7 separate regions of the Homo sapiens genome follow, and regions 1, 2, 3, 5, 6 and 7 are each linked to region 4. Evidence: chromatin loops called from intact Hi-C (ENCODE). Cell type or tissue: heart right ventricle. All regions are shown on one strand. Region 1 overlaps TCF4 (transcription factor 4). Region 2 holds the start of LOC107985183 (a long non-coding RNA gene). Region 3 overlaps TCF4 (transcription factor 4). Region 4 overlaps TCF4 (transcription factor 4). Region 5 holds the start of LINC01415 (long intergenic non-protein coding RNA 1415). Region 6 overlaps LOC105372135 (a long non-coding RNA gene). Region 7 has its middle 200 kb from the start of LINC03069.

What was found. Hi-C counts contacts between places; a loop is a spot of excess contacts. Peaks named below come from ENCODE experiments on the same cell type or tissue, not always from the same donor. Only the 100,000 strongest peaks of a DNase experiment are listed, where the experiment ranks them.
Region 1: a loop joins it to region 4, with 2.2 times the contacts of the local background. A loop is called at or near these places in 31 of 110 quality-filtered maps.
Region 2: a loop joins it to region 4, with 4 times the contacts of the local background. A loop is called at or near these places in 31 of 110 quality-filtered maps.
Region 3: it touches region 4 in a loop (2.5-fold over the local background); 35 of 110 quality-filtered maps call a loop at or near these places.
Region 5: it touches region 4 in a loop (8-fold over the local background); 68 of 110 quality-filtered maps call a loop at or near these places.
Region 6: a loop joins it to region 4, with 26 times the contacts of the local background. A loop is called at or near these places in 79 of 110 quality-filtered maps.
Region 7: a loop joins it to region 4, with 2.8 times the contacts of the local background. A loop is called at or near these places in 6 of 110 quality-filtered maps.

Annotation. Positions count from the first base shown.
Region 1 is chr18:55,350,181-55,354,180 of GRCh38, forward strand. It overlaps TCF4 (transcription factor 4), which reads right to left. Exons shown (of 20, transcript NM_001083962.2): 7 at 694-823; 8 at 179-228. Among named protein-coding and RNA genes, the nearest start is that of TCF4-AS1, 100 kb to the right of the region's middle. RefSeq lists enhancers at 193-888, 1,267-2,633, 1,520-2,359. In heart right ventricle, no CTCF peak of the experiment used is centred here; no DNase peak of the experiment used is centred here; H3K27ac peaks cover 3,147 bases.
Region 2 is chr18:55,859,678-55,863,677 of GRCh38, forward strand. LOC107985183 (a long non-coding RNA gene) reads right to left here and starts at 1,212. Exons shown (of 3, transcript XR_001753452.2): 1 at 953-1,212; 2 at 331-366. LOC105372131 (a long non-coding RNA gene) reads left to right here and starts at 3,309. Exons shown (of 3, transcript XR_002958213.2): 1 at 3,309-3,636. In heart right ventricle, a CTCF peak has its summit at 1,768 (motif pointing left); no DNase peak of the experiment used is centred here; H3K27ac peaks cover 525 bases.
Region 3 is chr18:55,320,464-55,324,463 of GRCh38, forward strand. The region is part of intron 8 of TCF4 (transcription factor 4); the gene reads right to left. Among named protein-coding and RNA genes, the nearest start is that of TCF4-AS1, 130 kb to the right of the region's middle. RefSeq lists a silencer at 1,945-2,324. In heart right ventricle, a CTCF peak has its summit at 2,031; DNase peaks (open chromatin) are centred at 1,438 and 1,988; H3K4me3 peaks cover 3,764 bases; H3K27ac peaks cover 4,000 bases.
Region 4 is chr18:55,413,550-55,417,549 of GRCh38, forward strand. All of the region lies in intron 5 of TCF4 (transcription factor 4), which reads right to left. Among named protein-coding and RNA genes, the nearest start is that of TCF4-AS1, 37 kb to the right of the region's middle. In heart right ventricle, CTCF peaks have their summits at 1,904 (motif pointing right) and 2,103; a DNase peak (open chromatin) is centred at 1,932; H3K4me3 peaks cover 581 bases; H3K27ac peaks cover 4,000 bases.
Region 5 is chr18:55,779,946-55,783,945 of GRCh38, forward strand. It overlaps LINC01415 (long intergenic non-protein coding RNA 1415), which reads right to left and starts at 1,780. Exons shown (of 2, transcript NR_145452.1): 1 at 1,010-1,780; 2 at 1-85. All of the region lies in intron 2 of LOC105372130 (a long non-coding RNA gene), which reads left to right. In heart right ventricle, CTCF peaks have their summits at 463, 664 and 1,905 (motif pointing left); DNase peaks (open chromatin) are centred at 546 and 1,896; H3K4me3 peaks cover 1,319 bases; H3K27ac peaks cover 2,351 bases.
Region 6 is chr18:56,574,407-56,578,406 of GRCh38, forward strand. It overlaps LOC105372135 (a long non-coding RNA gene), which reads left to right. Exons shown (of 2, transcript XR_935514.4): 2 at 1-759. Among named protein-coding and RNA genes, the nearest start is that of TXNL1, 62 kb to the right of the region's middle. In heart right ventricle, CTCF peaks have their summits at 1,866 (motif pointing left) and 2,071; DNase peaks (open chromatin) are centred at 652 and 2,655; H3K4me3 peaks cover 931 bases; H3K27ac peaks cover 3,352 bases.
Region 7 is chr18:56,387,384-56,391,383 of GRCh38, forward strand. No RefSeq gene overlaps it. Among named protein-coding and RNA genes, the nearest start is that of LINC03069, 200 kb to the left of the region's middle. In heart right ventricle, a CTCF peak has its summit at 1,998; no DNase peak of the experiment used is centred here.

The DNA.
Region 1 (4,000 bases), 63 kb before region 4:
ATTAATCACTCCAATGTGGGTCAGGTGGCTGGATGTGCAGGTCATTTCTACCTCATCCACCTTCTAGATAAACGTGCTGCTCTGGGCGCATGGAAACTCATTTACTTCTATCTCCTTCCCATCAATACAAAACAGAACAAAATAAGCAATATACAAAGCAGAAACAAGCAGTACTTACTGAAGATGGCAAACCTGGAGGAACTTTTCGAACTTTCTTTGTCTGTACCTCTGAAAGAAAATGAAGATGCTTTCAGCTCCCAAATGCCCATTTTCCTAACTAAGATAGGTTAAACCACAAAGACTTCTAGATGATACCACATTTCCTTAAATCATTACCTTAGCAAACTGTAGTTACCACGATCACATTCGATTCTAGCAGAAATCAAATTCTGCTTTGTTCATAAAAATGAAGATATTTAACTTTTTGCTACTTTGATCTTTTAATAGCTTCCTTATGGGTGCAGCTAAGAGAAAACTAGACATAAGCAGACACCAAAAAAGTTCTGCTACCATAAGCTGTTAACGTACCTACTCAGTGTACTAGGGGGGAAGTCTCCAGGCTGACAACTGAGCCAAATTTTATGGTTTTCTTGGGGTGGGAGGTAGGATGGGGGGGCGATATTTTAAAGAAAGAAAGAAAAAAAGAAAAAGGCATAATCATCCCTCAGGCATTCAAACAAAGGAATACCTTACCCATGGCACTACTGTGAAGAGGCCTCCTTCGGGGATTATTGCTAGAATACTGATAGTACTGGGAACCAGGTTTGGTGGGCGAAAGGGTTCCTGGGTTGCCCATATCCATGTCACCTCCAAGGAGACTCTGCTAAAAGGTTAAAAAGGGAAAACAAACATATAAGGTTAATTTTTTACTTTCACCACCTCCCAACTGATTGTTAGTACTTAAACCAATGCAATAAAGCAAACAGCATCTGCTAAGCTGAGACAATTAAAACAAAACAAAAACCCAAAAGAAAGGCAGTCTAAGAAGCTATCACAAAGTTTGTGAATTTTTAATTCTTTACTTTTAGGAGGAAAGTAGATGATTCCCTTTAAACAATATTTTTTTAAGTCTTTTAAGATGACTCACGTTTTCATTTCACAAAACAAATGGCATTTATATAAGACTAATGTTTCCTTTCTCTAGACTGAGGCTCATATCTGGGAACTATTCATCCCCTTCCTTAACAAGAAGAACCTCATTTTGTGAACGCACACAACTTCCCCTGGCTGCATACACTGGGGGTAAGTGTAGCCTATGAACTCGACTGAGAACCCTGCCTCTCTGTACCGCATATCATGATTCTCCACGAACTGACATAGCACCCACAGAAGAGAAAATGCCAACTGAACCAAGAGGAAATTCAAATCCTCACACTAACTCTCAAAATTACAGAAATAGCAGATATTCCAAGCTAACAGCCACAAAGGACTTCAGAATGCCCTCTTGAGGTCTATCGGAAGCTAAGACACATCCCACAGATTAAACATTTACCTGAACACTAGAAAACTTCCACAATAACCTATCACAGTGTGACAATTATTAAACTTCTAAAAATGATGACATCAGAAAGATTATATAATATTACATTTTCTAAAAACTACATAGAAACTTACCCATAATATATAAATCGCTTGATTATACTCTGCATTGAACACATTGTTCTTTTAATTATTCTGATATGCAATAAAACAAGAGTAGATAGTACCATTTATATTAAGAACAAATTTACTATTTAATAAAGAAATTTTAAAATTAAGTACTAAAAATCTAACTTTATCGTTACTTGTAATCAACTTTTACTGACTGAACTAATTACTGTCCTTGATAAAGTACAGAATGTGTTTTCCCTAATCTAAATTCTAATCACCATGTCACTCACAACAGACTTAGGGATGCTTCACTAACACACTATTCACATGCAAAATACTCTAAATAGGCCAATTATGACTCTGCCCCTGTTCCCTGGTTAACCCGCTGAGAACTGAAAAATTTCACAAGGCAGTCACCAACTAAAACAAAGGGTCCTTGTTTTAAATTAAGACAGTCTTTTTGATTCCTAAATAGCTCAACAAAGTGGCATGTCTTCTAGTGAAAGCAGTTGGTCAAATATGACCCATAAGCTGGAAAATCAAAAATTCAAACCTCCCCTTTCCACCGCCATATAGCTAAATATCATAAAGAGAACCTCTCTATTCCAAGGGGTTTTTCTGAGTGTTGGATGAGTCATATATAAAGGACTAATCAGCTACTGACAAGCTCGCCTTTACTGATTCCAGTTTAAGACTTTTTCAAGAGATATGTAATAAACATTACTTCAAAATACAACTTCAAGGATGAGATTTCAGATTGAAAGCACATTTTGAGTAATAAACTCATTGCTAGTATCTTAATGTTTACCACATAAATACCTGATAAAACCAGATTTATCAGATAAAAATCTGACATCTGCATGCTCAACTATTGCCTCTTTTGAACTTATGAGACATATTAAAACACTACACAATGACAAACTAAAACATAAGGCTTATTATAATAAAGTTTTGCATAAATCAGAAATCTAGTAACAAATAATTTATCATTTAGGAGTGGCATTCAAAAGTTTTTGAATCTCAACCTAAATTTCACTCTTCGCATTTCTTATTAACAAAGAAAGTTACAGTGAAGTCTGTGTCCAAGTTTTCTTTGAAATTTCCATCAATAAAGCTGTGAATGATTTGAAATCACAACCTCCTTACAGTTTGGTAAATCTACGAATGAGTCTTCATTTCATTGGAAAGAGGAGTTTGAAAATAACTTTGTATTCTAGACACAAATCACCCCTATTTCTTCATTTTTCTTTCTCTAGAAGTATATTAAATATTCAGAAAACGGCTAAGCAAATATGTTGAAATGCTTGCTTGTGTTTTTAAATGAGTTTAACCATTGGTTAATTCCTCTTGGTCCTGGTGGCAAAGGTTTTCACTCTCAAGAAATTAAATGCATTCAAGGGGTCAACCTAAAAACACACACTTGCTATACTGTCTTTTAGCAGCATTCACAATAGAGCTGTGAAAAATATAAAATAACTACAAAACAGCTACAGGCTGTGGTTGACCTTATTGTTGTTAACTTAAAAGAAAATAATTTCATGGGCCAGTCATAATAAATCACGCATCCAACTCTTACATATGCAGGCGCAAGGACTATGTGCAGTAACATAGCACTAGGACCAGATAGCACTTACAAACCTTTAGTGGTTCCTGTTAATCTTTATTTTTTTCACAAAGCACATTCCTGTTTCTTTCTCCTTAGACCTGTTTGTTCCTATTTCTTTCTCACTTGGACAATAGAATCATTCTTCTAAAGCAACAAAAATAAACATTTCCTCACATTTAAGGGGGCCCTAAACACCTCCTTAGGGAAAATGAAGATAAAAATATATGTGTTCTTATTGTAGAGTATACTTATAAAGCGAACAATGACCATTTACTATTGTCTGGCCTTTACGTCAGATACTTAACTCTCTGTAGCAATGAGAAAGATAAATTTTCCACTGGCTGAAAAACCTGAGTTTATGAATTTTAAAAAGTGAATGGCGTTTGATTTAAAGTAAATTAAATTTTGCACAAAATGGATAAGGTATTTGTTTATATTATGAATTTACCTGCATATATAGATATAGCTCTGAAGACAAGTTTCTGCTTAATAAAAGTTAAGCTTGAAAACTACATCTACTTTCAAAATGGGCAAATTCATCCTGGCCTTAAATAGGATTATAATGGTTTTAGGTTTTTCACATTGTGCAAGCTCATGTTCTGCGGTTATGCTGGGTCCCAGTAGTAGGCTGCCCGAATCTGCCAGGAAACACTGGAGGCAGATGTGGCATCTGGCAGAGCTAACCTGTAAATCTTAAACCCATAGTTTAGCATTTTGCTTAACTGTCCACAGTGTGATGAGACAAGCCCTTCCCCTTACTCGCTCCTAATTTTTTTTCCCAAAAGACCTAAAATACTGTAACCA
Region 2 (4,000 bases), 450 kb after region 4:
TAGGAGATTCTTCTATGTGTGGTTTTTGATGACTGTGCGATCATTTATTGCACACACTCTGTATCCTAAAGAAATTTCAATTGTAATAAGCTAGTAGGCATGCATACAGTTTCCCCTTTTCTAATAAAAAGAAAACAATTTGTCAATTTTTTGGAGTTTTAAAGATTTCTATGAATAAGGGTTCTGTACAGTTGTAGGAATGACTCAAATGCACTTTGGGAAGGAAAATTGCTTTGCAATTCTTTGAGTCTTCAAACACAGCCACTGTGTTAGGAACTTCTGATTGCTAATTTGCCTGCACGCAGTCTATATGGAAATCTGATCACTTACTGTTATCCGCTGTATTTGTGCCATTTTGCTTCGAACCTGAAAAGAGAAGGAAAAAGTTTCCTTTTATAACTAAGAGAAGAGCATATTATGTGTTAGAATCTAGGCACTTTTTTTTCTTAAACTTTGGATTTTTACATGTGAATTTAGTGTACCACTTTTGCTGCCATCACAAGCCAAAATGTCAGGTTTTGTCTAAAGAGGGGATAGGTGTGTTATGGAGATTTTTACAAGTTGAAGACAACAGAATTTTGGGGAGGGTGTAGAGTATAAGTACTTGAAATGTATCAGGAGATTGGGGCGGGAAGGAAGGAACAGGGAAAAGCACAGATGCAGGGGGTGAGGAGAAAATCCATATCGTTAAGTGAAAATGGTTAAGAGCCTTACATTCTAATGAATGCCTTGAATTAACAGCACGGAAATGTGAAGATGTATTTGCTGGAATGGAGTTCTAATTTGACACACTCTACAGGATTTCTAGAGATTAAGGTTTAGAAAACTTGAAAACGACATGGGTCCAGATATCATCAATGCTCTAAAATAGGAAAATGACCACAGGTGAGAGGAAACAATCAATTCTGATCCTACTTTGACAGAGAGAGAGAAAAAAAGACCAAACAATTACTTCAATTCTTGCTGTCCATAAAAGCTCTCATCACTCCCTGCATTACTCGCAAATGTTCGCATTCGATTTAAATTCTGAATCACTAGAGCTATGGTGAGCCAGCAGCATTAAGCAGGGGATGGGGAACAAAGTCCCTTTAGGCCAGTCACCTGTTAGGTTTGGGGTAAAACAGAAATTGAAAAATTACTTTCCTCTCAAAACATTAGAGTAGCTCCAAAGCATTGAGGACTAAAACTGTTGCAGAGTCGTGTGTGTGTGTGTGTGTGTGTGTGTGTGTTTGTGTGTGTGTGTGTGAGAGAGAGACCAATGAAACAGAGGACAGAGAGAGGAAAGAGAGGAAAAAGAGTTGTCAACATGAATGAAATTGAAGAAAGATTTCCCTAAAGAATATATATATATATATATATATATATATATATATGTATTCACATATTAAAGAACATATGTGAAACTATATAAATGGAACATAAGTATTTCCAGCCATGGAATTAAAAACACACACATATTGTGTGTATATGTGTATGTGTTTTTTAAAAATTTTTTGTTAGTAGTTTTTTTGGAAGGAAAAAGGAAACAAGTGCCATTTTACCAGCTATATCATCGTATTCACAACCACCAAGCTGAGGTATCCTGACTGAGCCAATTAGCCTCGTTTAGTTCTTCATTACCCCGCATTGCTCGACCTGCTTCTGTGCATAACAGGGTTAATCATAATGAAATGAAATGAAATCATTTGATTTTATTAATTTCGTATATAGTATGTCCTCCAGAATTCTTACCAATGCTAGGACATTAGGGAATACTGCTGTGTGCTAAATTTGCTCCCTCTGCTGGCTGTCTCTGAGGGAATGGCAAAACTACTGGCTCACACATACACAAGAACTATTGTTTGGGAAAACACACACACACACACACACACACACACACCACACCAATTTGTCCTCAGGGAAACAGTACCAGTGCATTGTGAGTTAGCTCTGTGCTCTTCTGACACTGACACCAGTAGCACAACCAGCGCAACATTTTCTTCCCGGAATGCCTTGGCCACTGAAGGAAAATAAAAAGTTGGGAGGGATTGGGAGAGAAGGGGAGGCTGGAGCAGGAGGTGAGGCTTGTTCTGTATCTAAGGCTTAGATAAGAACACTGCCCCTACCTCATCTCGGGAGCTTATTTCATCTTCATTCCTTGCTGATACCTGTCAAGTTCCCAAAGGAGGGTGGGAGAGCTTTATCCTACCAGTCTTTCCCACCATGAAAGCCATTTGATACCAATAAGTGCATCACGTTTGGTTCCATAGGACTAGCTGGACAGGAGACGGGTCATGGAATTAGTTAAAAAGCCAGTGCCCATATTAGAATTCCTAGATTCACGCAATGTAAGGTAGTTTATATAAAATATGTAGAGTTAAAAAGAACAAGAGTTAATTTTCCCAAATGAGTTAGAAAATTTGAAAAGAAATAGGGAAACGCCGTGATGTAGTTTTGAACCATGCATAACATTTCCTGTGAAAGGGCATTCTGTTTAGTAATGAAAGTAGTTAAATAGATGGTGTTCCAAGCATATTTTATTTTATATACCAACCTAGAAATTGGAAAAAATCATGCAACTGTAATAAGATTTCAACAAATGAATAGATCAGATTAACCTAACATAAAATGTGTTTTTTCTTGAAGTTAGGGAAAAACTGCCTTTCTCTCTGAGATACACAAAATTATTTCTTGCCCTTTGTGAAAAGATTGAGTTAAATCGTAGCCACAGACTTGGAACCACCAGGAAATTTTTCAAAAAGAAAAAAAAAGGAAGAAAGAAAGGAAGGTAAGGAAGGATGGAAGAAAAAATGCTATCTATCAATGTAAATTCTTTAATAAAGTTTCTTAATGTACTTGATCATATGACATTAAATTCCACTTTTCCCTCTTAATGACTTTCTTAGAGAAAAAAGAAAGCCACAATCAGAAAAGATAAAGAGAATAAAAGAAATGAGTCTATAAAAATCTGAATAAATGGGAATTTATACGTTATTTAATGTCAATCTGCTCCAATTTTTATGTTTGTTATCTGTACCCGCCTGCATACCTGGGATTGCATTGAATTGTTTTGGTATCGAAATATACTCTCTTGCCTTTGAAATTCATGCAGACCTTACTTGTCCTTCAAAAAGGAAAGCATCCTGTTTTGGTTAATGGGCTTTAAAAAAACAACAACAAAAGTAAATTGTGATAGCAATTAGGCTCCTCAGTGAGCATGCTCAGTGGGTTTCTCCTGGTTGCTAGGCAACCGGCTGAAGGTGTGTGGCAAAAGAGGGCCCCAAATGTGAAAACATAAGCACCTTTGGCATAGGTTTCATCCAGTCTAGAAAGCCATGTGCATTTACTTAATTAATTATGGGATGTCCTTGGGTGGGTTTCCTGCATTCCCTTTCCGCACTTGGGGGGAAAGGTGTGGGGGTAAGGAAGGATTACAGAGTGGAGGATCAAGCAGGATGGGTTCAAGAACCACAGTGAATCCTTCCAGAAACGGCGTCGTATCTAAATTGGGTTGCAGTTTTATAGTGTGTGTGTGACCATTTATCTTTCATTTCGGGAGTCGTAGTTAGCTCTTAACCACCAAGCTCGGGCGGCTCAGTATGTCACGGCACCGTCCTAATCCCACCCTGGATCAGCGTAACAGCGCACATCGGAAATGTAAGCTTCGCAAATAAATCCATTTTCACGTACTCGAGTCGTATAACAGAAAATTTCCAGTTAAACCACATTGTTAAATTAAAGGTTGCAGCCCATATTCAAAAGCCCATCCGCAAGCTCTGGGGTTCTGCTGAAGAGGCACTTACAGTAGTTCAGAGAACGATGCAGTGAAGTAAAAATGAATCAACTTTTAGAAACCACACAAAAAGCTTCGTCTTTGGTGAGTACAGTGCCATCTGCATCAGCACCTCTAAGTAGCAACCCCACCAAACACCTGGTTCGGTCCACAGTGACAGCTCACTGTCTCTCCAGTGGTAACAATTTAGAGGCAGGATGCTAAACAAGATATATACATGATGTCAAA
Region 3 (4,000 bases), 93 kb before region 4:
CTTCTGAAACTGCACCTTCAAACAGTTGTGTATATGTATGTATTACAGAATATGCTCATCTAGAAATAACCGTTATGCATGCATCTGTATGTATATACACTCACAGGCATATAGCAGCACATACACATGTTTAATTCGTTTGCGCCAATTGCTACAGCTGAACTGGGCCTTCCTGAAAGCTCTGATCTGTCCCCTTTGGCCCAACTATCCCTGATTAAGATCAATCCAAATGGAAGTTCAAAGTACACAAAGAGAACAGTTTATAAATGGCTGCTTTTCACTTTTCTCTCATTCTTCTTTTCTATTTTAAAACAATAAATTTTTGCTCCTCTATCACCCAACAACTCTTCCCGAGAGCCCCACATACCGATTTGAAAATATTGAAATCCTTTTCCTTCAGTGGGCCCAGACGAAGGAAAAAAAAAATAAACCTCCAGATGGCAAGTATAAACCTTCTGCTGGGGTTATGCACAAAATACCAGACACATTTTTTTCTTAAATAAAGCGTTTCTGTTGGAAGGGGGGGAAATTGAGGGAAGAAGCCACACAGCACAAATAACTTATGACAATACTGTTATATGCATGAATGAACCCGTTTGTTTTTCCTTCCCCATTTTGGCTTTAAATATATATCTAAGCTTATATAATCTACTCCTTAATTTGATCTCTCAGTTTTATGTGTTTGCTCTATTTTAACCTTTCAGGTTCTCTCCACTCTATCCACTGCACTCAAGCTTCCAACTTAGTAAGACTTTAGATATCACAAAACCTCAATCCAGGGAGAAACTTACCCCAAATTTCCTCTCAGCCTAACTTGGGCTTTCTCAATTCTGCTTCTCATATCTGCTTTTCCTTTCTAACAGTCATTTGGAAGGAATAAGAATTTTCCAAAACTCTTTAAAAAAAAAAAATCATACCACCTCTCAACTTTACCTGACTGCAAACTTTCGCTCTAGGATCCACTCTCTAAAGCTCTGAAAGCATCTATTTTTCTACTCTGGGGGAGGAGTGGGGGGAAAAAAAGACGAAGGAGAAGAAGTAGGCAAGAAGAAGATCTTAGGATTGGCAAATGATAAATATTTCATGGCACCCAGGAAGGTGCGGCAGTCCTGCACAACTTTGCAAACAATGATCACCACCTAGGATGCTCATCCCTGCGACAATAAAACTTGTCAAAAATCCCCCTCGCAGCCCGCATTCGCTTACCGCTTTCCCATTATAGTAGTACATCAAAGAGTTGCCGCCCATGCCCGGGATTGTGTATGCGCAGTACATGGTCTCGGATTCTTTTTTCTCCTCAGTACCACTCTAACAACTTTTATTTCAAACTCGCTGTCCCTTTTTTCACAACAATTCCTTCAGTTGCATTTTCCCATATGGCCGGGCCAAGCGTGGTGAATATGCAAAGCAGGAAGAGACCATTCCTGGCGGGCGGGGGAGGCCGCGGCGCTGCTGTCAGACGCTCAACTTTGCGCAGCGGAGCTGGAAGGCAGCCCGGCCCTGATGGAGCTCGAAATCCTAATGCATACGCGAGATCGATTCAACTTTTCCGAGGGGTTTTTATTAGTTCCTCGAATAATGCCGATTCTTACAAATTTCTGCAGTCTTCACTTTTTTCTTTTTCTTTTCTTTTTTTTTTTCCTTTTTTTTTTTTTTTTTGTTTTGTTTTGTTCTAGGCACCCTTTTCTTCTCTAAAATTTCCACTCAACTGCCTTAGGGTAAAAGTGGAACAGGGTCCATTATTGAGCAGAATACAAATGCAGTTAATTGACTCCCCCTCTCTCTCTCTCCCTCTCTTTCTTTTTTGTTTTAATTTGATTAAAAAGCGAGTGGCAGGAAGGGAATCGTATGATGCACATCTAATAACTCTGCCATCTGTCTCTGCTGCTGGCTAGCTCCCAGCATTGTACGCAGCTGCCTGAGAACTCGACTCGGAGAAAGGGGAGGGAAAGGGGAGGGAAGAAAAAAAAAAAAAAAAAAAAAAAAACACCACGTCTCTGACCTCGCTCAAAAGGAGAGAGGGGGCAGTGTTTTCTGACTGCTTGGTCAACAACCTACAAAACGGGGTTGCGGAATGAAACAGAGTAGCAGTGCGGCCCGCCCCGGGCTCCGCGGGCCCCGGCCTCCCCGGAGCTGGTGGGAAGCGCGGCCGCCCATGAACTTCACCTCGCCCCGCCGCAGACAGCCGCATGGGCCCAGAGCCTACGGAGGGGCTGGGGCGCTGCTCCCCTCGCTGGCGCTGGGCGCCCCAAGGGCGCACGTTCTCCACTCTGGAGTTGGGTGCTTTCACTGTAGCTTTAGACAATCTACTGCAACTTCACGCTATTTGCTGGGCTCTAAAGCAAGTTTATTGGTACCTTCGAACCGACGAATATCTTACAGCTGTCAGTTTCCCCAAAGGCACCCCTGAGACCACATTTTCAGAGTTTTGCAGCATCCCCGCAGCCCAGTATCTGTATAAATATTTTAGCAAACATCTCATGCACATTTTTACTAAACTTCGATTTTGCTAAACTTTAAGAACGTGAAAACCTTTGTTCACCTTTATTGATCACAACTGAACAATAGAATCCTTATAGATGGCAAGGTTTCTCACAAGCAAGTTGATATATTTATTTATTGTCTTTTAAAAATATTATACCAATCAACAAAAAGGCGGGGGGAGGTACAAAAAAAGGAAAGAAAGAAAGGGAGGGATGTGGGGAGAGGAGATGGGCTGACTTGAGCTTGCCAAATTCAGAGCATCACAGGAAAGGAGGGCCTCTGGGAATTGATCCCAAATGAAACTAAATCATTTGCATATGCCGAAGCAAATGCCACCCGAGCATACATCTATTCTCAAGAATCAACTTTAATAATTCAAAGCACCTATTTCCTTACAACTCAATATGCTAACAAAACACATACAGTATTAATAAACAAGGAGGAATAGTGGTGTTGGTTCCGAGGAGCAAAGCCCGGGCTAATGGTGGAAAGTTTCCCCACTCTCTAAAATAAACACACACACACCGCACATCCACACACACGTATCGAAGGCCCAGAGGTTTGTCTAACTCACTTGCTCTGCATTTATTCGGAAGGTCCCCAGAGGTTTGTGTAAACAGTACTTGAATTATAATCACACATTTCATTCAAATTTCATGCTTTGAGGATTTTTTCCTCATTAGAACAGTTAGTTGTCAATCTGACAGGATCACATTTGTAACCTTTAAACCACCCTCACTGCTTAATACACAAGGCCAGGGTACCCACCTACCAGAGGACAGTATGTAAAAACCACCACTTAGAAAAGAGGCTGGAATTTAAAGAGATAAGTTGGGGAGTTTCCTGGTTGTTGTTTCTTTGTTGTTTCTTCCCTTATTGAGAAGGCTTTTCTAGATCCTAACTTTCCATGGGTAGACTGCTAGAAAGATCTCTAAACTCTTTTGATAAACAATCATTCTGCTTCATCTACGTTAAATACCTTTTCTTACCTATTTTGCAAACATATAAATGCCTTCCTATTAATTATGTAAATATAAACCAAATTGTCATGGCTTAATGAGCTACAATTCCTATTTTTAAAATTGAAGCTCTCATTTCTTTTAATATATTGTTAACATGTGCATAAATAAATATTTTTAATCTGATGAGGTGAAATCGATTTTTAAACCCTGACAATTCAGCACATAAGACTGAAAAAATTAAAATGAGACTAGAACATTAAGCTTCTGGGCTTCATTGCCTAATGGAAACGAGTCTAAGATTTCAAAAGCACAAATTTACAATGATTAATAAAGATATAATGCTTTGAAAGGTGATCTACGAATTATAGCCAGTGAGACACTGAACGTATTATCATCCAGTGATGTTTGGTTTTGGTTTGCTGACCTTGGAGTACATTTCAATCACAGAACTCAAGTCAGTGGCTTGTCAACTGAGACATTTCTGCGATCTCAGCCTTTGAAGTTTTCTTTGTGACAGAAATATCATCCATGATAAATTTTTAGTGTGATGCGTG
Region 4 (4,000 bases):
CACTAGTTATTGTTCAAGGAAGGGGAAGGTTGGTAGATGAATGGTCCCATGCTGCAGTGTTTAAGAGAAGCCTCTCAATGACTGAATCTAGGAGCATGACTCAATCAAGAGAGGAAGGTGGGGAGCACAGGAAGGAAGAGGAGAGGCAGAGGGAAGGATGAGAGGGAGGAAAAAGAGAAAAAAGAAAGCAGACAAGGAGTAGCCAGAAGAATGACCTCATCCTATAAAAAGTATGCAAGAAAATAAAATGCATTACATATACTATGTTTACAGACCACAATTTTTAATCCTGAAACTTGCAAAAATTATCATCTGAATAGTGGTGAATGAGGCCTAAAAAACACAATATAGGGAATTTAATATTTGTTGGGTGCTTTCTGTGTAACATGTGCTGGATGCAAGAGAGTCAACAATGCACATTATTCTCAAGGAGGTAAGAGTTTAGATGACTAAATACCAGGAGTAACACAATGCTATCCACCAGTAAGGGATATAATGGGAACCCAGAGAAGCACCAAGAAAGAGCACCCAATACAACCTCATTGAAGACAAGGTGGTAACAGGAGAGACATGTATGTGAGATTTCATGCAAGATGACATTCTAACAGAGGTAATAAGGACTTAATATTTGTTAGAATGCAATTCTTAGTTATTTGACAATGTTAAATCAAAGTAAGTAAAGACTATTAAGTAAAAATTTATATCATTTATCCAAAACAAATTTTAAGGTAACTGGAACCTAAAATTGCAAAGGGGAAAAACTGAAAGAAAAGAAAAGAAAAAAAAAACGTAGATGACATTTCTGCCCTTCCACAGCTCTAAGTTCTTTGATCACTCCACGGTTGGTTTGGAAGTTTTTATGGCTTTTGCTTACAAATTAGAAAAATTTGCAATGTAAGACAAAAGAACTATAAAAATCTAAACTGCCTTCTCTGTACAACAAATACCAAACTGACTCCATCAAGTCATTTAATTTCAGAGATACACAGAAATCACTTATACAAACTAAATTATTATAAAGACTTTGATGGAGCCTTGTCAACAAAAATTGTTGCTATTTTTAAAAGACACACTCATTACACAGAGCCCTGGCCTTCACTACCAGGACCCAAGGATGCTCTCCACCCAGGCAATGGTAGAGAGGCTGACACTCTTCCTCTGTAACTGCCCTTGTATAGTTTAGTCCTGTGTCCTGGGAGTAAAGAGACCATCAGTGATTTGTTCCTTTAACATCTCATACTCTATAAACAGCAACTGCAAAAGCAAAACAAAACAAAAAATATTTTACTCAAACTACCATTCTCAATGTCTGCCAGTGAGCACAGCTTAATTTGGTTTGCAAGGAAACCAAAAATGCTTTTATAAAGTATTATGATGTAAATATACTCATTTTCCTTGGCAAAGCAAGTGAAAACTATCAACCAACCATAACAGGAATTTTTCTACTAGGGATTACCTACCACATCCATTACAGACAAATAATCATATTTCAAAATTTCAATGACTTATCTATCCCCTTTTAAGTTCTATTCCCAACTTAGTCCAACAAGAATACTTCTCAAATACAATCAAGGCAAGGGGAATATGAAAGCAATGAAAATATGGTTAATCGTGATATACAATCAACCACTTAAAAAACTCAAGAGTATTACACACATTGCATGTTATTTGAACTATCAGGACTATCTATTTACCAAAAACACACCCAAAACAAAACCTCACCTTTATTTCCAAATAAAAACAAATTAACGGCCATACTCAGTATTAAGCTACAACTTTATAATCATGGTAAATATCTGATCAGTTGTATAAAAATAAATTGAAACAAAACAAAAAACAAAAAAAACCCAACCTTGAAAAGTAAAAGAAAGAAAGAACCTCACACACCAGTCAGTTCCTATGTGAGCAGCCAGCAGAGGGCGCACATGCCCCAACAAGAGCCGGCTATGGCCAGGCACTCCCCAAACTTATTTAGTACTAAGTCTCACCAAATCTGTATGGGGGAGGAGGGGTACAGTCAGCCGATGAGTGGCATTGATAAAACTAACGTGCTCAATTTAGGATCAGTAAGAAACATACATAAGTACACTTTAGTATTAAATACTGACTTTAACAGATATTTCTTAGCTGCTCGATGGAAAGTTGTTCATTAAAAAGATTTGTACAGAAGTGAGCTTCTGTCAGTTTTCAAGGCCACAGTAGTTTTTATTGCCCTATCTGACCTGTATGAGGACTTATTTGTAATGCAAGGATTTATGGAATTAAATTAAATATTAAATTTCTAACATAATTAACACATATTTTTGTGAGTATATTGAATTACACTTAGCAAAGTCTCTTTTAGTGTATGTATATTTCTGTGTGTCTTATACAAATCTATTAATTAACTTTTGCAACCCTAAAGCAATCAAATATGTAGCATTTAAAGAATAAATTGAGATACATAAGTTCCTTATTTTCCCACTGGTTTGTGCTTGATTGATTACTTGTAAATTGTCTATTCTGTGTCTCTATATCACAATATTTGCTTTGGGGTTTACAGTAGGTTATACCAGAAGAGTACCTCACAGCTATGTATGTACACACACATATAGGTAGGGCACTGTTTATTCTTTTAAAGAAGTTTTCCTACAGATGCAAAAGTCACAAATTGTTCCTACTGTTTTCCAAGCTTGTTGAAACAATAGCACAAATTGAAAAAAAAATTAACTCATAAAAGCACCAAATTAAAATGAACAAAGACTACATTATTTACTTTTACAGATAAAAATTAAATAGTCCATAACACATCCAATCTCTAATTTCAAATAGGTTAGAATGAATGGAAGGTCTGCCCCTAAGTTTCAAGCTAGAAAGCCTGGTAGGATAATTAGCTGCCACTGTCCCTCCACCTAAATGATCATTTCACTTGATCTTAGCCAAAAGGCTAAGAAGCGATTCCTAAATGATCATTTCAACCTCACCTCTCTATTCACGAAACAAAAACAATAAAGCCAAGTAACATTTCCATCATAATATATATATTTTTTAGCATCCTTCATAAACTTGAGAGAACTTAATTTATAGAATCTAAAAACCAGGTGGTCTACGTTACATGTAGGTCACAATAAATAATATGCCTCCTTTGGCCAATATGGCTGCACCATTTTTGCCTAAGTTAAAATGACGATGTTTCATTATTCCTAAGCTCTCAGTTCTGAAATGTTTACACAATCTGTTAAGTCCAGGGAAATTTAAATGACTTTGACATGCAGCCTGCTAAGGCCAGTGACGGGGATAATGCCTCTTTACGTGGGTAAAATTTTGTGGCATATAGGTCACTCTCTTAAGGGGAATCAACTGTGTGTCTCTTCTTTGCACTTCTACCACAATCCTTCATCCTGCAGCCTGGAGCTGAGAGTGAAATGCAAGAAAGGAGCCGAGTGCTCAAAGCAAAAATCTGCTTCCAGGACAATCCATTATATCTGACAAGTTAAATGTTCCATGGTAGGCCATATGGCATCAGAGCAGGCCCGACGACGGAAGAGGGGAACTCAGCAAATGCATCACAATTAAGGAGTTTGGCTACAGACTTTACTTAGAATTACTTATTTTTTTTATCAAAGTTTAAATGCAGTCCCTCACATTTTCAACTGAATCCCTTTGATGAGACCATTTTTCAAGAAGTGTCACAATTTCTTTTCTCATCCCGCGACTGTGGACACTTAAATCTACAGGTAAAGGTAGACATGGCCATTTTTACCAAATGGAGTTTCAAAGATGAGGACCTGCAGCTGCATTTTTAAAACGTCTTCAAGACAAATGCTATGTAAGCCCTATCTGCTCACTAGATTAGGATATTTAAATGAAAGTGATCATTGGATTAGGGCATTTAAATGAAACTGATAGAACATTAAGTAAAACTAGTTTTCAATATTAAGTCTAAAAAATCTTAAAACCTGTACAGTCAGAACTGACATATTCTCGTTTCTTCTGTGGTTTACTTATTATCTATCAAATG
Region 5 (4,000 bases), 370 kb after region 4:
TGCCTGAGAGGTGCTGCTCTCCCGCCACCGAAGTCGCTGGGAAATTCTGCTGCACTGAGACATTTTAATGTCGGATGTTCTAATCCTGCGGGCAAAAAAAAAAAAAAAGTTTGAACCAGGTACTGGGCTTTTGTCACGGTGAACCCCACCCGCGCCCCGCGCCGTCCCTTCATTCACTCAGGCGAGGTGGCTTGGATTTGCACCTCGTTGAAGAAGCCTCCCATGCGACATCTCCGCCAGCACCCCGCGCGGACTTGGCTGGGCGGCGGCGGGGAGTCAGCTTGTCACCGCACGGCGGCCGGGACCGCAGCCCCTGGGTGCGCAGTGCGCCTCTCGCTGCGCCCTCCTAGAGCGCGGGTCCCGTGCCTGTGCCCGGCGCGACGCGATCTCCCTGCTAGTCGGGCTCCGCGTGCTCCCCGCGCTTCCCGCAGCCTCCGCGCAGCCCGCAGCGCCCTCCAGCCCCGCCTCGCGGCCGCGGGAACCCGGCGCCTGCAGCCCCGCCCGGAACCGACCGCCAGGCGCTGTTGCCGCCGGCCACGCAACGCGGGGCCTCTGCCTGGCACCAGCCCCAGGTGCCTTGTCTCGGGTCGTGCTGTCGCGCGACACTGGGGACCCAACAGGCCGCCGGCTACTCAGCTGGCCCCGCAGCTTCCCTGCGGCTCAGCGGCCTCCCACCCAGGAGAAAACCACATTTGATGAGAGTTTTGAATCAAGCCGAGCGTTCCCCCAGATGTTCAGCTACCTCAATTTCTAATGATTCCACAATCCCTTGTGATTCATCTCTTTCCTCCTAAGGGTTGCCAATGGCTCAAAGTTTAGACTTGGGATATAAAAAACGCTATTCACAGCCTTATTAGGAGGAGTAGGTGGGGAAGGGGAACTGGATACTGAATGGATTTTTTAATCTACGGAGAAAAATCACTCAACTGAGACCCGGCCTCTTTAATTTTCCTTTCTGAATCTCAGTGACTTCCTCTATAAAATAAAATGCAAAACAATGATATCTCACCTGCGTCAGAAAGTTGGTCACATGGTCTCATGAAGTCTCTTTCAAGGCTAAGATCTCTATGATTTTGTGATCAGTAGATTGAAATTTAAGATTAGAAACAGGTTATTTCTTGAAAGCAGTAAATGGAGGGCATTATGTGTGAATCAAGTACCAGAAGCAGGGGGTCTTTGTCTCTCCCTCTCCCCAGATGGGGCAGGGTCTCCACACTCTGAAATGTTAGTGTCAGTAACACATAATCAGGAAGTCGAATATGCGGATTATCTAGTCCTTTAGGATTCTTTGCACCATTGATTCTTTCCACTAATATTGATAACCCAAAGTTAATGACATATTGTGAGTTTCTCTTCTTTGCCTTCATGTTTTCAATCCTGGAGACAGAAAAAGGAACTAATTCTCTTCTTTTAAAACAAAAACAAAAACAGAAAAAATCAATCCCATTGATCAATGTGGAAAACCAAAGACCCAAGACTCCCCTGTGCCAAATCCCTCCCATGACCCTCCACTGTGATTCAAATTGGAGTGTTCTGGAAAATGCCGGTTCGAATTGCAAGGAGGCAGAATCAATCTCTCTCTCTCTCTTCAAAGGAGACACAGGCTCTTCTCAGGGACATTCCCTTATGTCTTTTTGATGCAGGAGGTTTAAGAGTCTCCATCTTAAAGCCCGCTGAGTTGGCTGAATGCTGACTTTAGGTGCCCACTATGAGCAGTGTAGTGCCCAGTCCTCAGAAAGAATCTAGAGTATTTTTACAGAACGAATTGCCTTTGTTTACCTTTCTGAATCATTTCATGCATGTTGTTGTTTTTGACCCACCCTTTTGCTAGGATACAAGAGCCAACCTTCTGTAAGAGGGGGAGAAAAAGAAGGAAGATGTGTGAGCTCCCCCTGGTGCTTTCCCGCATTCAGGCCAACTGAAAGGAGCTGCAAGGAAACACGTCTACACAGGCATCAGGAAAAAGAAAATATCTGGATTATTTCCTTTAAAAAGGCCTGTTTCCATGCTGATGGGCCTCAGAGCAAGACTTCCAGGCTTCGGGCCTGAATTCTGTATGTCATCTTAGGAGGAATTCTTGCCTTGTCAGAGAACGTGTTTCTAAAACAAAATTTCAAGTGGGGGATTTGCCAAGCTGTCCTGCGGACAGGATTACTCTTGGAATCAAACGGGATTACTTTTTGTCCAGAATTGTTCCCTTTGTTAGGCTAGTTATTCTTTGACTGAATAATTTTCACACACTTCTCTTTGTATGTGTTGACAGCACAAAGATATCACAGGAATCTGGTACCAGCCAATTTGACTGGTGGTGACTTTAATTCCAGACAATATCTCCTATCCTAATAATAACCTGTATTCGTAATGGCCTCTTTAACACTGGGGGTCAGGGACTTCTGTGGACTCCAGTCATCTGTGAAGATCGTCGGGGAGATTTCACTCAGTCTATTCAGTATATCCAGTATAGTGGCCTGAAACAATTTATCAACGTGTAGTCAGTCAGTCCTGCTCTTGGTCCATACAGTGGAGAGTCTAAAAGATGTGTGAAATACATTCCCTACCTACACATGGGCAAATCACTTAAAGGAGCAAACTTTAATGTTCACTAACATAGTTAAAATGGATGGGCCAACATTATCATGGTTCTTTCACCTCCTAAGTAAATGCAAAGCTTTTCTTCACTCCATTTTGTATGTGTAATTTTGATTGAGTGGGAATCTTGTAAAGCCAAAAATGGAACTGAAAGCCCACTCATAAGACCATAAGTTTTTTTTTTAATTTTTAATTTTTCTTTTCAGGCAGGGTATTGCTGTGTCGCCCAGGCTTGAGTGCAGTGGTGCCATCATGGCTCACTGCAACCTCTGCCTCCCAGGATCAAGCGATCCTCCCACCTCAGCCTCCTGAGTAGCTGGGACTTACTGTTGTGCACCACCACAGCTGGCTAATTGTTAGAATTTTAATTTTTATTTTTTTGTAGAGACAAGGTTTTACCATGTTGTCCAGGCTAGTCTTGAACTCATGGACTCAGGTTAACCACCTGCCCCAGCCTCCCAGAGTGCTGGGATTACAGGCATGAGCCACCACGCCTGGCCAAGACCATAAATCTTAATTAATCTAGTTCATAGTCTCAAATTCATTCTACTCTCTGATTTTTATTTCTCCCAACTTACTGTGTGCACGCACCCCCCCTTTTTAATGACATTTCTCTGATTTGCACTGCCATCCTCTCTCCTACTTCAGTGATCCAGCATCCACAATTCATTTTGTCATAGGTGAGGCTTACCTCTTTCCTGTCAGTTCTTCACCTGTACAGATTGCTTCCTTTTCTCTTTTTGCACTTATTGTTTGCAACACCCAATGACTTCTTGTAGAGAGCCCAATTCTGTAGTTGATAAAACCCACACATGCACGTATGTTACATCTGGCTCGGAATTGGAAGCTCCATGGAGAAAGGAAATGGCTTTTGTTTCTTCAGTATCTTCACACTCCCAAATGTGCTGATATCTTTAGTCGTTCTTAGCTAAATGAGTCAATTGAAATAATAATCTGGAGGGATTTTTTTAAATCTCAAAAATTTTCTAAGTCCCATGTCTCTTAAATGAAAAATTGTCAAATGAAGGAGCCATTTTCAGGATTTTAATTTATGTATTAATGGTACTCTACTTCCACCCCAAAAGGATTTAAGGTGAGCTTAAAATATTATGAAAATAAGATAAGATTATTAATTCCATCCATGCAAGCTCTAAAATCTTCTATTTCTAGATACTAATCTAAACAATGAAGAGGTTATTTTTTAAAGACAAAAGGTGTGCTTTATAATATCTCTCATTATCATGTTAAGAAAAAAAACCAAAAACACAGATAAAAAATTTCAGAAATATTTTTGCGTTTTCTTTGCATATCATACACATACACACACACACATACATACATACACAGTCACACTAGAACTGTACTGGCAGTGAACATAGGTTGTTTAAAGTATAGCTATTCAACTGTCATA
Region 6 (4,000 bases), 1.2 Mb after region 4:
ATAAACCTCTCTCTGTGTTTCAAGAACACACCTTTGGGAAGGTGACAGTGTGGTGGTGGGACAGCAAACTGCCAGTCTAGAAAGCTACTCCAGGCCTCAGTTTCTCATCTGTGGAATTAAGACATTGGCCTGTAGATCCATGGGATCCATCAGGGATCACCCCAGCTCTAAGCATCTATGATACCGTGGGAATGGAGATGAAGATATTTCATTTAACATCTGGTCAAGAGTCCAAGTAAACAGGTGAGCAACTCTCTTGCATACCTAGAGAGTGTGAGCATGAGTAAATCCTTTCACTCTTGGAATGAGAAGGAAATAGTAAACCCACTTTCTAGGCTAATCATGTGATATTTTACCAAACTCTGAGTTTAGAAAGATGTTATATAATCTGGCTTTTATTGCATGTATTTAGATCGATTTTATCAAGCCATGTTCCCTGATACATATTAGGATTGCACCTCAAAGTCTTGGGTAGCCTTAGGTCATATTTCAGCTGTGGTTCTTTTGTTTAGAGCAAGAAGTATGTGGAAGTATTTTGTTTTGTTTTTATCAATCTTGGTAGCTCACGTGATGTCCTTCAAGAGCCAGCCATACTCTGGGGCTTATCGTCTTGGCAGAAAAAGCAACTGTCCAGAGGTCAAACAAGGGCCTGTTTCCTCCCCTGCGAGCCAGCTGAGACCTTCCATTCCCAGACTGAGTTTCAGTCCTTTAGTTTAGCCTTAAGGCTTTGTTCCCTAATAAAATGCAACACACTGGAAAGACTGCCACTAAGTTACTCTCAGATTTACTTTACAAGGATGAGTTGAGATCAACTTTTGATGAGCAGAGGAGGGCCAAATAGACCATGTGTCCTTGGGAGGGAAGAGCTGTGTCCCTGGGATGGGGAGCATTTTGGAACCAGAGGTTGGAAGCACCAAAGCCGAACAGTTCCTTCTCACCAGTGCTTCCCAGGCAGAGCCTCACAAAACAGCACAATTGTGGCAATTCCCCTGTGAGGCTTCTTTAAGAACCCTATTTTCCCTGGTTTAAGTAAACTCAAATATTTCATTTGTATTTCTGTAAGCACACATTTTCAACTCTTGCTGCCTTCTTGGCTGTTGAATGACTGTCATCACCATGTGTAGAATCATGGATCTAAGAATCCTCAGTGTCACTTAGTCCAACTTTCTTCCCCAAATAGTCTCTTCTAGGATATCTTCCCCATTGATGGCCACTATGTAGGTGCTTGAACCTTTGCAGTAACAAGGACTTCATTGCTTCATAAGGCACTGTGTTACATGATGGACTATTGTATTTTTAGGAAGTTCTTTTTATTGAATCAAACTTTATCTCTCTAAACATCAATTGATCATTTCTAGTCTCCCAGAATTACTTTGGTTAATGGATCTCAAAGTCTAAATTCAAACATTGTCACCTAAGCATTGAGGTCCTCCCCTTTTTTGTTCCTCTCACTAGTCTAGTTTTATGAACAATCCTATGAAACCTCGATGACCACACATCTGACAAGCCCATTACTGTTTCAAAAGGAAAGGAAGGTAGGGATCTACAAGCTAATGTCTCCAAAGCAGATCTTAGCACAATTCTGATTCTGCATCCAGCACATGACATTCTCCCTGGAGATAATCCCAATGCCTGCTTAATAGGTTAGAGTCCCAGCGTTTAATATCTGACCGCATTAAGAGTTTTTAACATCTCACTTAAAATTAATCCATAACAGATATTTTTGACATAAAACTCAAAAGGAAATAGCTTCCTACCCAAATTAACTACAAAATCGGGAAAAACTTTAAAAGTTTCTGTATTAGACTGTACACAAGCCTGCCTACTGTATTTAACTGGACTCTTCATGACATCTAGTGGCGAAATCTGGAAAAGTTTCCAGTACTCTAAACGTGGCAGAAGGTGGGAAAACAATTTTTAATCCTATTTGATATTCACTGTTTGAATATTATGTTTTGTGAAATCGTAAACTGAATTCATCTGTCAATCCATTATAATAGTATACTCATTTTTATTTTAGGCATATCTGTGGCTTTATACCTTTTAAATTTGGGCTGACTTTGAAATCAATCACATCTATTTTTTCACGGATGTCAGAAAGAACCACATTGGTTTAGGGGGAGAAAAACATTCTGGATAAGCATAAATAACAACATTTTTAGCTGGAAACACACCACAAAAATGTTTTGCATAACTGTATTCATCTTCAAATGTAGTTTTAAGACTCAATTCCTGTGAAATCTGAGTCATTTATAGCTAACCTTGAATGTATTGTTATTCACAATTAGAAGTAGATAAATTTCACAGGCAGAGAAGCTGACAAGTCTTTAAGACTTCACACTTAGTTTTGCAGGAAGAGCTGAAGTTAATTAGAAGTGATTATACATACATTGCATGTGTGTGTGTATTTGTGTTGTTGCACACAGACACCACGAAGGCCTTGGGAAGGTTGCATTTTTTATGTTTTAAAAATAAACATAATCTCCTTCCCATGTGTTGCTATAAGCCCAGTAAATCTAGGAAGCTCAGCAGGGTTGAACAAGGTCATTTCTCGTCAGGACTCCAAGGGGGAGCAGGAAGCAACCCTGTGCATCAGATGCTGGCATCCTAATCCCTGCTCAGCAAGAGCTTCCCAGGCATGTGGGACAGGTCGTGCCAGCGCCGACACACTGGCAGACCGAGGCTCTGACGCCAGCCACGCTCCGTATCAGCACTGCGGCTCCCTACCTACCGTGCCCCTGGAAGACGAAAATATATCCTCACTCTCACAGTAAAGGCAGGATTCCAACCGAGTCTGCTCACTTCTTGGTTCTGGTAAACAGGAAAGTAGTCATGAAAAGATACATCTAATCACTATCTCAGAATCAGGGAGGCTTTATTGATTTGGTTTTTTGTCGAATTTAAATATATGTTAAATAAATATATAAAGATATGTAAATTATTTTGTTGAATTTAAGATATATATTTAAAACAAATGGATAATTAATGCATATTTAAATTCAACAAAACCCAAAACAAATGAAGAAAAAAATATAGATATATATCTCCATAGATCTTCTGCTACAGAGAAGAAACAGAACATATACCAAAAGACATTATAAACATGTAGGTAAAAACAACTCCAAAATAATATATAAGAAACAGAGAGTGGTGTTTCCCTGTGAGAAAGATCTGGAGACTAGAAGTGAGGGTAGAGATATGGAGATGAGGAAATCATTTTTCTCTGTATACTTATACTCTTTGAAAACTAGCTGTATTACCTAGTAAGAAATATATTTCAGCCGGGCGCAGTGGCTCATGCCTGTAATCCCAGAACTTTGGGAGGCTGAGACAGGTAGATCACTTGAAGTCAGGAGTTTGAGACCAGCCTGGCCAACATGGCAAAATCCTGTCTTTACTAAAATTACAAAAAAATTAGCCAGCTATGGTGGTGTGCACCTGTCATCCCAGCTATCGGGAGGCTGAAGCAGGAGAATTGCTTGAACCCAGGAGGAGGAGGTTCTGGGTAGCCAAGATTGCACCACTGCACTCCAGCCTGGGTGAGAGTGAGACTCTGTCTCAAAAAAAAAAAAAAAAGGTATTTCAATTTTGAAATACCATAAATAATTTGGCCCAAAATTTGTCCTCACCTTGGTGTGAGGTGATATAGGTCTTTGGATATATGATTTTAAAAATTAATAAGGTGACTTCTGTTTTCTGGTTTAGACTATAAGGTGCTTAAAAGTCACCATTCTGGCCAGGCATGGTGGCTCAAACCTGTAATCCCAGCACTTTGGGAGGCCGAGGCGGGCAGATCACCTGAGGTCAGGAGTTCAAGACCAGACTGACCAACGTGGTGAAACCCATCTGTACTAAAAATACAAAAATTAGCTGGTCATGGTGGCACACACCTGTAATCCCAGCTACTAGGGAGGCTGAGGCAGGAGAATCGTTTGGATCAAGGAGGCAGAGGTTGCAGTGAGCCGAGATCACACCATTGCACTCCGGCCTGGGTGACATC
Region 7 (4,000 bases), 970 kb after region 4:
AACCATTTGTGCATGGAAATACATCTGAGGTTTAAATGTTAAGACTATTACATTACTAAATGCCTTATTTTATAAGTGAATAGGCCATCACAAGCCCTATTCCATGCATTAAAATTGTACTCACCAAAGGAATCCATCTACCATACTGAAATCCTAAAACAATCAGGCATTCTTGTAGGAAAGTTAATACAACAGCCTCTGTGCCTTCTCTGTAATCAATTTCCTACAGCTTCTGTATGATGGCAGCTTAGGAAATTTTCTGGTTTTACTTTCTATGTTTAGATAAAATAATGATGACTCAATTAAAGATGCCCAATCTTAAAAATGAATTGGAAGGAGGTCCTGTTTGGGCCTAGAATAAATGACTATGGCAGTCTTCTATGGAACTATGAGGGGCAAAGAGAGTAGGGAGGGGCAGAACAGGCAATGGGATGAATCACTGCACAGACATAAGGTTCCCCATATTAAAACACGCATGCTTGTCTCTGTCTCTTGTTATTGCAATGAAAGGCGGACTGTTTGTCTTGGTATATAGGTCAATCATGCATTCTCTACTAGATTCCCCTCCATGGAAAGTGGAGAATACAGTTGGTTTAAGTGTGAACATTGCTTTTTTAAAAAGGGCACTTGAGATTTCGAGCTTAATGAGCTGTTTCCTATAAATCTGGGGTTATGTTTGCAAGCATCTCCTCAGCTTCTTCTGTTGAGGTCCGTCAGCCCACAGAGCACTTGACTGGACAGCGGGATGGACAGTTTTCATCTGCCATCACCCCGGAATGAGTGGTCCAGTTGCCATGCACACCTGCTTGCCTTATAAAATGTGCTACAGTTACAGCTAAAACAAATTGCCCATAATAAAAATAACAATAATGATAATAGTAATAATAATTAACTTCTGCTCCATTCCAGGATCCCAACCTCTCACACCTTTAATGAGCCAATGTGCTCATTTCTTAAACCTAAATTGTATCAGGATATTTTTAGAAGTATGTTGCCTAACAGGTTTTAGTTGGGAGGCATTTTGCCTGTTTATTTGGCCTCATCTTTGTAACATTAGTACTCAGCTTAATGAATTAAGAGAAGCCAATGGATGAAGCCACAGGAAATAAACTCAAACCTCTTTAATTTAGATTTATTAGGAGATCTGAATGACCTTTCTTGAAATCTTAATTATAAAATACTAACTATATTATTTTTAGCTGTAATAAATTATTGCCAAATAAAGATCTTCTGACAATAAATACATATTTGTATTACACATAATTTTCCCATTAAGTTATTCAAATATAAGAATGATCCTAGAAGATTGTTACGTTATTATTCTTAAATAGGCTCAAGCCTGTGGTCAAACTAGTTGCCAGTGTTCATTTCCTTAGTGAACACTCAGGAAGGCATTTCCGTGAAGTACTTAATTACACGTGCTTGCTTGCCTTACTCTTAAAAAGAACGTCAGAATTATTTTGACCCAGCACCGTCCAACAGAAGTAGCCATATATGTCATTTTAAATTTTCCAATATCCACAATGGAAAATAAAAGAAACCAGTAAAATGGATTTTAATGATATGTTTTATCTAACCAACATTTTCAAAATATTGTTATTTCAATATATAATCTGTGTGAAAATTATTGAGATAGTTATGACTTTTTTGCTGTACTATGGCTTCAAAATGCAGTTTGCATTTGTCACTTACAGCACCTCTTAGTTTGGACCAGGCTCACATCAAGTGCTCAGGAGTCACTTGTAGCTAGCAGCTACTGAATGGGACAACACAGTTCAAAATAATTACAGTACTTATCATAGCTTTTCCTTCCAACTACTTATATATGTATTCCTAGCTTTGAACTTAAACTTCCGGAATTACTGTCCAACGAAACAAAACAGAGCCAAACTAAAAAAAAGGAAAACAAGGGAAGAAAGAAGATGTCTCTGGTCCAAATTTCTTAACGTGGCTTACAAAGAGTTTCAAGGCCTGGCCTCTGCCACCCTCTACAGCCTCATCGACACTCCTGCCAAACAGAAATTCTTCTCCTTCTCCAAATGCCCTGTGCTCCTGCCTCAGTCTTCGCTGTGTGAAAGACTATTTCCACTTCTGCCTTCCTGCTGGCTCCTCATTCTTCCAGTCTCAGCCTAGACACTCTTTCAGAACTGCCTGGACTCTGTATGTCGCTGAACCCGCCAATGGCCGCAGCATTTATACATTTTAGGGCTGCATGATTTTGGCTTTTTAAACCTTTCAAGTCTTCCTTTCTAGACTTCAAACTGCACAATGTCAAGAACCACATCATTTTTTAAAATTATTGCTTTCCAGTCCTTAGCACATTGCTTGACTCATTAAGAGTGCTTGCTAAATTTTGTTCAATGAATAATGAATGAACTGACAGGAGAGAAAAAATATGAACACTGAAACTCAAGACAATCGTCTCCTCTCCTATCCCCAGCCTCTCATTAGGTGATTGAGAAGTTGATTCCTGTGTCATGTGAGACACGATCTGGGGGTCCCAGCATCTCCTGATATATACCAGTTACCTGAACTGCTTGATGTAAACTGTATTCTGCTGATGGATAACCCTGCTTGATTCTGCAGCCTCCTAGTCATACACTGGTTAAGTGATTAATTCATTCTAGAGATAGACAAAAGGACATCTAAATTCAATGGATTATTAAACTCCTTGGGATTCTTTAGAAGGAAAGGGTTTATATCTATTCAACCCACTTTGCTTCCCGGAGATTTTTAAAATGTAATGCAATAAAAAGCAACACATCAAATTTGGGTTTTAGTTTTTTGTGGTTGAAGGCCCCCACTTTCTAGTCCCATGCCTATCTCATATCCACCAAAATTCTTCCCATTCTCCACTGCGTTAATCAAATCACTAAGTTTGCGATTTCCCCAAAGCATCCTATGCTTTTTATGTCTTTGCTCCTTGATTTTCCTCCTCCTAGAAGGATTTTCCTCAATACCATCTGTCAAATCCTTCATCCTCATTCAGTGCCAGCCAAAGACCACATCTGCTAAGAAATGTTTCTCTCATTTCCCAATTAAAGCTACTTTTTCCTCTTCCAAACTTCCCATTGTGCTTTATGCCACTAAGAGGCCAAAATCCCATTCTGATTTGTGTTATGTACTTGTCTCACTTTGTTATTTCCCTTGCCAGACTTTAAGTCCCTGGCAATGGCCATGATGTTTGCATTGTTGCATATCCTCATCCCACCTAGCATGATGTCTTACCCAGAATAGTTGCTCAACAAATATTTGCGGAAGAAAAAGATGCATCAAATTTCTCTTAAATCCAGAAAATAGAACTACATATTATTATAAAAGTCTTTGACAAGATTTTTCCAGCAGTCACCAGTGGCTAATCCTAAACCTAAACCTTAGGTCGAAAACAGCTTACAAAGTATCTGGCCATAATCCCAGTATACACAGACAGTTGTGTTTTCCAAAAGATGGATCTTTTCTTTTCATTCTTAACTGCTTTAATGTGCTCCGTAATAAAGATGTGGTTGTTTAAGCTCTGCATCTCAGTACTGCATGCTCTTGGATCAGATACAAAGCCCCTTTAGAACTCAGTTTTCTCATTTGTCAAATTAAAGGGTTGAACTAACTGATTTCTACTGTCCCTTTCAGATTATAAAAACCAATAATTTTTTTTGAGCACTCCTTTTTGGCCTAGGTTAAAATAGGATGGGTGGAGATAACTCAGTATTTCAGTAAAAATGCAATAACCAGAGAGGATAAAAAATAATGAGCATCCATATTCGCCATCAGTTTCAGGCATTCACAGACGCAAGCAGCAATCTCACTCATGAAATGTAGGCGTAAACGGTGTTCCTCTTTGGTATATATAGGCAAAGTTTTTACTTTAAACTATATGAGTACAATGCCAAGAATTTGAAGGTGGAAGAGATTCTGGGTTGGTTATCTTACACTATTCCTCTCAAGAGATGGTTTCCCAATGCATTAGGAGAATTCTTCCTTAATGCATCTCTCCATCATGGTA